2 separate regions of the Homo sapiens genome follow, and region 2 is linked to region 1. Evidence: chromatin contacts called from ENCODE Hi-C data. All regions are on one chromosome and are shown on one strand. Each heading gives the region's core, a stretch centred on a gene start or an enhancer-like site at or near the end of the contact. The rest is flanking DNA. Distances are from core to core; before and after follow the strand shown.

Region 1 (4,379 bases), core at 835-3,334:
CCTCCGGAGTAGCTGGAATTAAAAGTGCTCGCCACCACGCCCAGCTGATTTTTGTATTTTTAGTAGAGACAGGTTTTCTCCATGTTGCCCAGGCTCGTCTCGAACTCCTGACCTCAAGTGACCCGCCCGCCTTGGCCTCCCAAAGTCTTGGGATTACAGGTGTTAGCCGCCGCCCCCGTCCTGGTTTTTGTTTTGTTTTTTACATAAAACGCAAGATTCTCTAAAAATGTCCAAATTTTGGCTATGTATATGAACATCATACATACGTATTAGATTCAAGCTAATACTCACTCTTCTACTCTGCTAACATGGCCAGAAGACATAAAAAAAATTTTTTTTTGAGACGTAGTTTCACTCGTCGCCCAGGCCGGAGCACAATGGCGCGATCTCGGATCATTGCAACCTCTGCCTCCCGGGTTCAAGCGATTCTCTTGCCTCAGCCTCCCGAGTAGCTGGGATAACAGGCGTGCGCCACCACGCTCGGCTAATTTTGTATTTTTAGTAGAGACTGGGTTTCACCATGTTGGTCAGGCCAGTCTCGAACTCCTGACCTCAAGTAATCCACCCACCTCGCCTCCTAAAGTGCTGGGATTACCGGCGTGAGCCATGACCCCGGCCCAGAAGACATAAATATTTGCCGGGTAATGACACCTTCGGGAATGAACAATGGTTCTTCGTTTATTATGTCACCGACCCTAACAATGACCACACAATGTACTAAGTCAACATGGCTAAGGGTGCACTATGGGTTATTTGTTGTGAATCTCTAAGACTCCATGTGATAACCAAAATACTTTATTTTGTTTTGAGATGGAGTTTCGCTCTTGTTGCCCAGGCTGCAGTGCAATGGCGCGATCTGGGCTCACTGCAACCTCCGCCTCCCGGGTTCAAGTGATTGTCCCGTCTCAGCCTCCCTAGTAGCTGGGATTACAGGTACATGCCACCACGCCCGGCTAATTTTTGTATTTTTAGTAGAGACGGGGGTTTCATCATATTGGTCAGGCTGGTCTCAAACTCCTGACCCTCAGGTGATCCACCCACCTCGGCCTCCCAAAGTGCTGGGATTACAGGCGTGAGCCACCATGCCCGACCCAAAATACTTTTTTTAAAGGTATCACAGCTCCAGGAAATAGAGCAGTAAATTGATCTGTCCTTCAGATCACCAGGACTTTCATAGGCTAAATATCTTCACAACAGACCTCCAAAACCTTCAAGGTCAGAACTGAACACACGGTGGCGAGAGGAACTGTCTTCACAGCAGCTCTGCTTCCTCGGAGACGGCCAGAGGGAAAGGCCGTTGGCCAGTGCCAGTACTTCGCCCAAGGGAGTACCTGCTCACATTAACCCAGCCCAAGAAGTTCCTTTGGCCAAGACGCACACACACACACCACTGTCCGGTTTTCTATTTCCTTCCAGTGTAACGACAACCACAAGCTATCAGCACTTCACTATTTGCTGTCCCCTCAGCGGGATCGGGATGCAGCTACGCAGCGGGCCCCTGGCGAGCCGCGGTGTCAGGGCCCTTTTCTCCTCTTCCCACCGTGGGAAGCGAATTCAGTGGCGTCAAGGGCCAAGAGCCAGACCTGAGTTTGTCTCTCACCCCCCGATGCTCGTCTCCCTTTTCTCACTGCCTTCCGCCCCCTCTGATCTCGACTTCTCGCAACCTATCCAGGTCCTCTCTGGGCCTCTGCCCTGAGTCAGCCCCGAATCAGACGGGCTTGACTCGCTGAAAGAATTCCCCTTTGAGAGGAGGCAGATTCCCCTCTACATAGACGACACCCTGACGTCGAGGGGCTTGCCCCTCGTCCGTGGGGAAGCCTTCCCGGCCCGCGGCTGGGGCCTGAGGTTGGGCCGATCACCCCTCCTACCAGTCCTAGTTCGGGTCTAGCGGAATGGCTGGGCTCCGAGAAGGGCGCCGGGCCCACGGGCGGGACGGCCAGGGCGGCCCCGCACCCTCTGGGCGCAAATTTCTCCAGCGGGGTCCCCAGCGCGGCCAGCCCCAGTCTCGCGAGAGGACGTGGGTCCCGCCCGGCGCCCGACCCCGCCCGGCCCCACCTTCCCCTCGTCCCCCGCCCTCCTTCTTCCACTCCCCGCGGCGCGAGCGGCTGACTGCCCGTAGAGGAAACGACATTCGGAGCTGCGCTCCCGCCCACGCCGGCCCTGACGCGGGCCTCGTCAGCCAGTAACAGGGAGCAGAGGTGGGAGTTAGCGAGGCGACCACGAAAACGGTGAAGGTCGGAACCGACAGCCTCCTCCGAGAAGGGTGAGGAAAGGGTCTGAGCCTCCCCGTTCCCTGGACTCCGCAGAGCCGCTGCGGGGTCGATCCCTCCCAGGGGCGGGGTCGCGCTGGGCAACTGCAGTCCTGGGGCCGACTGGGCGGGGTGCGCCCAGAAGCGGGGAGAAGGGGTCAGTTGGGGGCAGAGGGCACCCGGGCGGCGGGCGGCGGGGAACAGGCTGCGGGGCCCAGGCCAGGGGTGGGGTCCTGGGGCCGGGACTCCTGCAGCGGGCGGGGAAGCCCCCGGCAGGCCGGTCCCTTCCGCCTCTCCTTTGGACCCTGACTGGAGGCCGGCGGGCGGGCGGGCGGGCGGGAGAGAGGGAGGGAGCGCGGCGCGAGGGGGGCGGGTCCCGGCGGCGCTGGGCGCTGATTGGCTGAGCGTGTGTGGAATCGGGTGATGGGAAACGCAGCCCGGCTCTCCCGTACCCTCCCGCTCCGCTCCCTGCCCCCCGTGGCGAATGTGCTGCGCAGCGGCGGGTGCTTACGCTCGCGGGGTTTGGCTGTTGCAGGCAGGAGCTGGGAGGAGGCGGCAGCGGCGGCGGCAGAAACAGCAGCGGCGGCGGCGGCGGCAGCTGGGAGGAGGTGGTGACGGTGGCAACGGCAGCGTCGGGGACGATGGCGCGACTCGTGGCAGTGTGCAGGGACGGGGAGGAGGAGTTCCCCTTCGAGAGGAGGCAGATTCCCCTCTACATAGACGACACCCTGACGGTGAGCGGGCCGGGCCGGGCTGGGCCCGCCGCTCCCCTGGCAGCTGTTTCCCCTCCTCCCCCTCCCCCAGGCCGAGCGCTGCGCACTGGAGAAAGAGTGTGTTGCAACTCCTAGGCGAGGCCTTCTCTTCAGCAGGCCCCACAAACTCGCCTTTGCAGTGGGTGGCTCGGTAACCTCTGTCGGCCCCAAGCCCAGAGCTCCGTACGCACTCCCTCTCTCCAGATTTTCCTTCTTTTGGAACCTTATTCCTTGACCCTTTCCCTTTAGGAGACGCTGCTTTTGTCAAAGCACACATCTCAGAGAGGGGTTGAAGGATCTTGGGCGTTTAGGGCCTACCCCATACAGAAACCACCTACCCTCGGGGAGGCTTAATTACCTGGTAATGTCGCAGCTGCACTGCTACCTGTGTATTTTCTGTTTTAATACTGGTAGCTCTCACCACATAAGCTTAATTACTGGGGGCAGAGTGACATGCTCGTGCACAGTCAAGATTCCACTAAAATGGTTTGATTTCGTTGTAAATAGTCTCGTATTGCCTAATGCATTAAAACTCTTGAAATGATTGTATTGCTAGGCCCTTTCTTCAAAACGGGCTTTCTTCGCATTATTTAGTTTACAGGTGGACTTTTTTTTTTTTAAAGGAAGCCAAATTATTGAATGTGTAAGAGTACTATAAAAAGCTGATTGCTCATCTTGAGTGTCAAGACCCAGTTCCGGGTACTTTATTCTTTAGATTTGGTAGTGTAGCATTATCGACCCTCTGCCCTATGTTGCTGTACTGTTTCCTTTAAAAGGAAATGGCTGAAATTTGAATTGAATCTGAACAGGAAATGAGTGCAGTTGCTTGCCACTTAAGAAATGAAATTAACCTTTTCCGAATATCTTTTGAAATCTGCGTTTTGATGATGCTGAAGCTTTGGATTATACATTTGCTTATTTCGATAAGGTGCACCTAAGTCTCTTCATCTCATCAGTATTCTTTTGCTATCAAAGGCAGTTGATCAGTTTTGTTCCTCAATATTTTTTTTTGCAAATATCTACCGAAGTTTTTTCAAATTTTATGTAAAATGCAAGTCATTGTAGAGATGCCAGTCTATGCCTTTATGCTTGCCAGTCTCAATTAAGACTTGATTGAGCTGCAGTACTTTAAAAAGGATTAGAAGAGCTATTGAATGACTTAATTTATTAGAAGTTTTTAAGTGACAGCATTTCTAATTATTCAAGTGCATTTATTTTTCATGAAAAAAGGTAGAATGATTTGTTCTGACATAAAGTAAATAGTGTTGATGCATTAGAAATTGTGTGTCTTGATTATGATTTCTGTACTTTTTGCATTAGAAGTATAATGGACTTGTATTTTTAAATAGTTGAAACTAGCACTGTGATCATATTAAAT
Region 2 (3,998 bases), core at 1,428-3,927, 1.3 Mb after region 1:
TAAATGTAACACATGCAAGGCATTTAGCCTATAACTAGCACTGAGTAAATGCTGTTCTTCTTCTAGACAGGAGGCTAAGGGGGTAGATTCCTACCACTCTGGAGGAGAGAATCCAGATCTGGGATGAGCTACAATCTGGTCATAGGGGCCAAATGTTATAGCAGAGAGAAGGGGTATGTTAAGTTCTGCTAACTACCCAGGCCTAGGTGTGAATGGGGCTTCACGGTCTTGACAAGGAAGGCAGGGCCTTAGTGAATTACAATCATCTATTGTAATAGTAAGGTTCTGCCTATAAAAGTGGAAAATATAGACAGCATGGAGCAACATAAAAAAGAAAATATAGGCCAGGCGCAGTGGCTCATGCCTGTAACCCCAGCACTTTGGGAAGCCAAGTTGGTTGGATCATGAAGTCAAGGATGAAGACCATCCTGGCCAACATGGTGAAACTCTGTCTCTACTAAAAACTACAAAAAATTAGCTTGGCATGGTGGCGCACGCCTGTAATCCCAGCTACTCAGGAGGCTGAGGCAGGAGAATCACTTGAACTCGGGAGGTAGGGGTTGCAGTGAGCCGAGATCGCGCCACTGAACTCCATCCTGGCGACAGAGTGAGACTGTCTCACAGAAAAAAAAAGAAAATATAAACTAACTTAGCTCCAGAGAGAGCCACTATGAATATTTGATAGTATTTATTTCCAGCACTTTTCTCTCTGTAGTTTCTGCTTCCCCAAATTGTCATATTTTATACTTAATTTTGTAAACTGATTCTCCCCACTAGTTTATCATTGTATCAGGATCATCTTCCAATGTCATTAAGTATCTTTTGAAACACAATTTTCAGCGGCTGCATAATATTGTGTTATGTCAGTGGTTCTCAAGCTTGAGTGTGCATCAGAGCCACCTGGTGAGCTCCTTCAAACAGATTTCTGGGCCTACCTCCAACACTGTTGACTCAGCAGGTCTGGGGTGGGGCTCTGAGATTCGGCATCTCTGACACGTTCCCAGGTGCTGCTGCTGGTGTTGGTCCAGGGATCACACTTTGAGAACCTCTTGTTTATAATCTGCTTCCTTGTCTGCCACCCACTCCAAATGCAGGGGGTGGGGCCAGGGACCATGACTTAAACACCCCTGAATTGAATGCCCTGTGGCTAAAGCAGAGCCTGTCACATAGTGCCCTTCTGAGTCCAGGGTCCTGAAGCCAGCCTGCTGAGGAAGAGGAATGACATCTACCCTCTGTGGCCCTGAGGCTGACTGGGGCTCTATGAATGGAAGTAGCAGGGAAACTGAGTTTGGTTCTGCTGTTTCTAGCAGTCAGCAACAGAACCTACGAATGCCACGTTCAGCGATGCATTCTCTGTTACCAGAGATATTTCAGCACAGGTGGTGATGGCTCGGGAATTTTGCAGTATTTGAGGGTGGGTAAGAAACTCCACTGTCCACTTCAACCTTAAGTTTCTGTCAGTCTGAGTTCATCAAAGCAAAAGAATGGTGAATCATTTCTGGAGACTTCATGGGAATGGGGATTGGACCCTAAAGGGTGGGCAGGATTTAGAAGGCAGACAAGGAGAAGACAACCTCCAAATAGTGTTTGGTCACTGGTGGTGGTGGGGTTGGGGGAGCGGGGTTGTGGGGAAGCATGTGCTAATTGATGAGTTAGGTAAATCAAACTTGGTAAACCTGGTTCCTAGAACTCCTATGTGTAATGCATCGCCCTTGATTTTCCAGAGAAATTCAAAAGTTAGTAGCTAGCCAAGATCAGAGCTATTTGGTGCAGAGCAGTTGCTATTGCTACCACTTATTCTCCCTCTCCCTCCTTCCCCCTCTTCCTCCTTCTTCTGTTGAAACCATGTGAGTTTCTACTTCTATCAGGTGTTAAAGTAGTGCATTCCTGCAAAGCTGACATTTTAATAAGAAATAAAGATTGAAATCAGATTTCACGTGAAGTTTGAGACATTTTAGGGCCAAAATCTCCTTCTCAGCCTATCCACTGCGGCTCATTGGTGCTTTGTTGTATTTTGTTTTGTTTTACAGACAAGGCTGAAAGGCAGGGGAGTGGATGTCTAAAATCCGGTGTCTGATGTTCTGTGATTTTATCACAACGTACTCATTACAAAACGGCATAGAAACGCTATTTGCAATTTAGTCCAGGATAAAGATCCAGGGCTCAATTTGTTCTTTGAATAGGTTTTAGAATACACTGGAGGATTAGAGACAGTTTTTTGATGAAAAATTTATTTCCAAATACTTTCCAAATTTACAAGGTATAATTATAATAGTAACAGCAACAATGAAAAACAAGTCCTGCAGTTTACTGTCTCTTATTTGCCAGACCTTAATCAGGATGCTTTGACACCCATAATCTTTGTAATCTAAAAATGACACAGTGAGGTGGGCACTATATCCTCTTGTTACACATGAGGCTCAGAGTTTACCTTCCTAAGCTGACATAGCTGGGCTGTTACTACATCCAGCCTTGTGCGCCTACAAGTCCTTTGCGTTTCCACTTCTGATCTGCCAAGACTGCAGTGCTTAGTTGGGTAGATTTCTTTCCCCCGCTAAGCTCACTTTTGTGATCAAGAGCTCTCTGCTGAGTCCTTTCTGTATCTGTGACAGTTTCCAGCCAGAGCTGCCCAGTATTTTTAGGTACTTGAAACTAGATTAAAAAAATATTCACTTCCTTCTGGGTGGCTCAGGAAGTCAAAAAGCAGTTTTCATTTTTTTTTTTGTTTAGTAGCACTTAGCTTTGAGTAGTCAGGTCACCTGGGGGTCTTACTGGGGACTTGATGACCTTAAAGGCTAGATCTAAGGACCTATGAAGCACTCCCGCTTGAAAGGAGGAAGAAGAAAACACACAACCATTTGTAGGAGGAATAGTGGAGATGGACCAACCCAGAAACTGTATTTCAGAATAAATTCATTCCTTTGTGCTTCAAGGCCCCTCATACTGATATGATGTCACCAAAGCTGCTCCAGGGCTGTGACCTGCTAGTCATGGCCCTGGGGCACATCCCTTTGCTCTCCTTCTCAGCATACTGCAGCAGCAGAGGTAGGGTGTTAGGGGGTGTGCAGATTCATCCCTTTCTCTAGACTATGAGTTCTTGGGATAGGGTAGACCACATTTCCCCAAGGAGTTTGTGGGTATTCAAGAGAAAGTGGTTGCCGAGCACAGGGAATGGGCAGTGGGCTAGAAGCAGCCACCTTTTCAGGGCTTTGCCTGGGGACTTGGAACTGCCTGGATTAGTCACTAGGGAGAGTTTTCAAAATCTTTATGGTGTCATGATTTGTTAAATCTTGTCCACATCAGAGCCTGTGGTTTTTCTGAATGCCTTAGAAAGTTAGCCTCTCTGGCCAAGTGCAGTGGCTCACACCTGTAATCCAAGCACTTTGGGAGGCCAAGGTGGGAGGATTGCTTGAGGCTGAGAGTTCGAGACCAGCCTGGGCAGCATAGAGAGATCTCATCTCTACAAAAATAAAAAAGACTGGGCGCGGTGGTGCATGTCTGTAGTCCCCACTGCTGCGGATGCTTGAGTTTGAGGCTGCAGTAAGCTATGAAGGCACCACTGCACTCCAGGTTGGGCATCAGGGCAAGATTCTGTCTCAAAACTAAATAAATAAATAAGTAAATAAATAAATAAATAAATACAGTTAGCCTCTCCTCTGTGGCCCCAGAGCTCCTGTACATATACTTGTCTCAAGACTTCACATACTGACTCCTTCATTCAGTGAGTGCTTACTGAGATCCTACCAGGTGCTGGGCACAAGAATGAACAAGACACTTATGGCTCCTACCCCCATAGAGTTTACAGACAAGGGGAGAGGCTTATAGTCACCTGGACCGAAATGGTGCCCCCAGTACACTGTGAGCTCCTTGAAGGTACAGATCGGGTTGTATTGAGTTTTGCAAATTTTCATTTATTTTATTTTAAACTTTATTATGTAATTTACATGCCATAAAATTCACCATTTTAAAGTGTACAATTCAGTGCTTTTAATATATTC

What was found. A loop is a pair of places that touch in the nucleus more often than their neighbours do. Pooled maps may share reads with other maps.
Region 2: a pooled map shows a loop between it and region 1 (7-fold over the local background). The contact joins the enhancer-like site here to the promoter of GGNBP2 in region 1. A Hi-C loop is called at or near these places in 3 of 37 single-sample maps with no recorded cell type and 3 of 50 pooled maps.

What each region holds. Positions count from the first base shown.
Region 1 is chr17:36,542,835-36,547,213 of GRCh38, forward strand. It overlaps GGNBP2 (gametogenetin binding protein 2), which reads left to right and starts at 2,085. Exons shown (of 14, transcript NM_024835.5): 1 at 2,085-2,263; 2 at 2,785-2,983. The coding sequence starts at 2,891. It also overlaps a transcript of MYO19 not described here.
Region 2 is chr17:37,817,899-37,821,896 of GRCh38, forward strand. No RefSeq gene overlaps it. Among named protein-coding and RNA genes, the nearest start is that of HNF1B, 75 kb to the left of the region's middle. Within about 2 kb of position 2,678, at least 5 of the 41 ENCODE cell types and tissues checked have a DNase peak (open chromatin) inside an H3K27ac peak, as active enhancers do.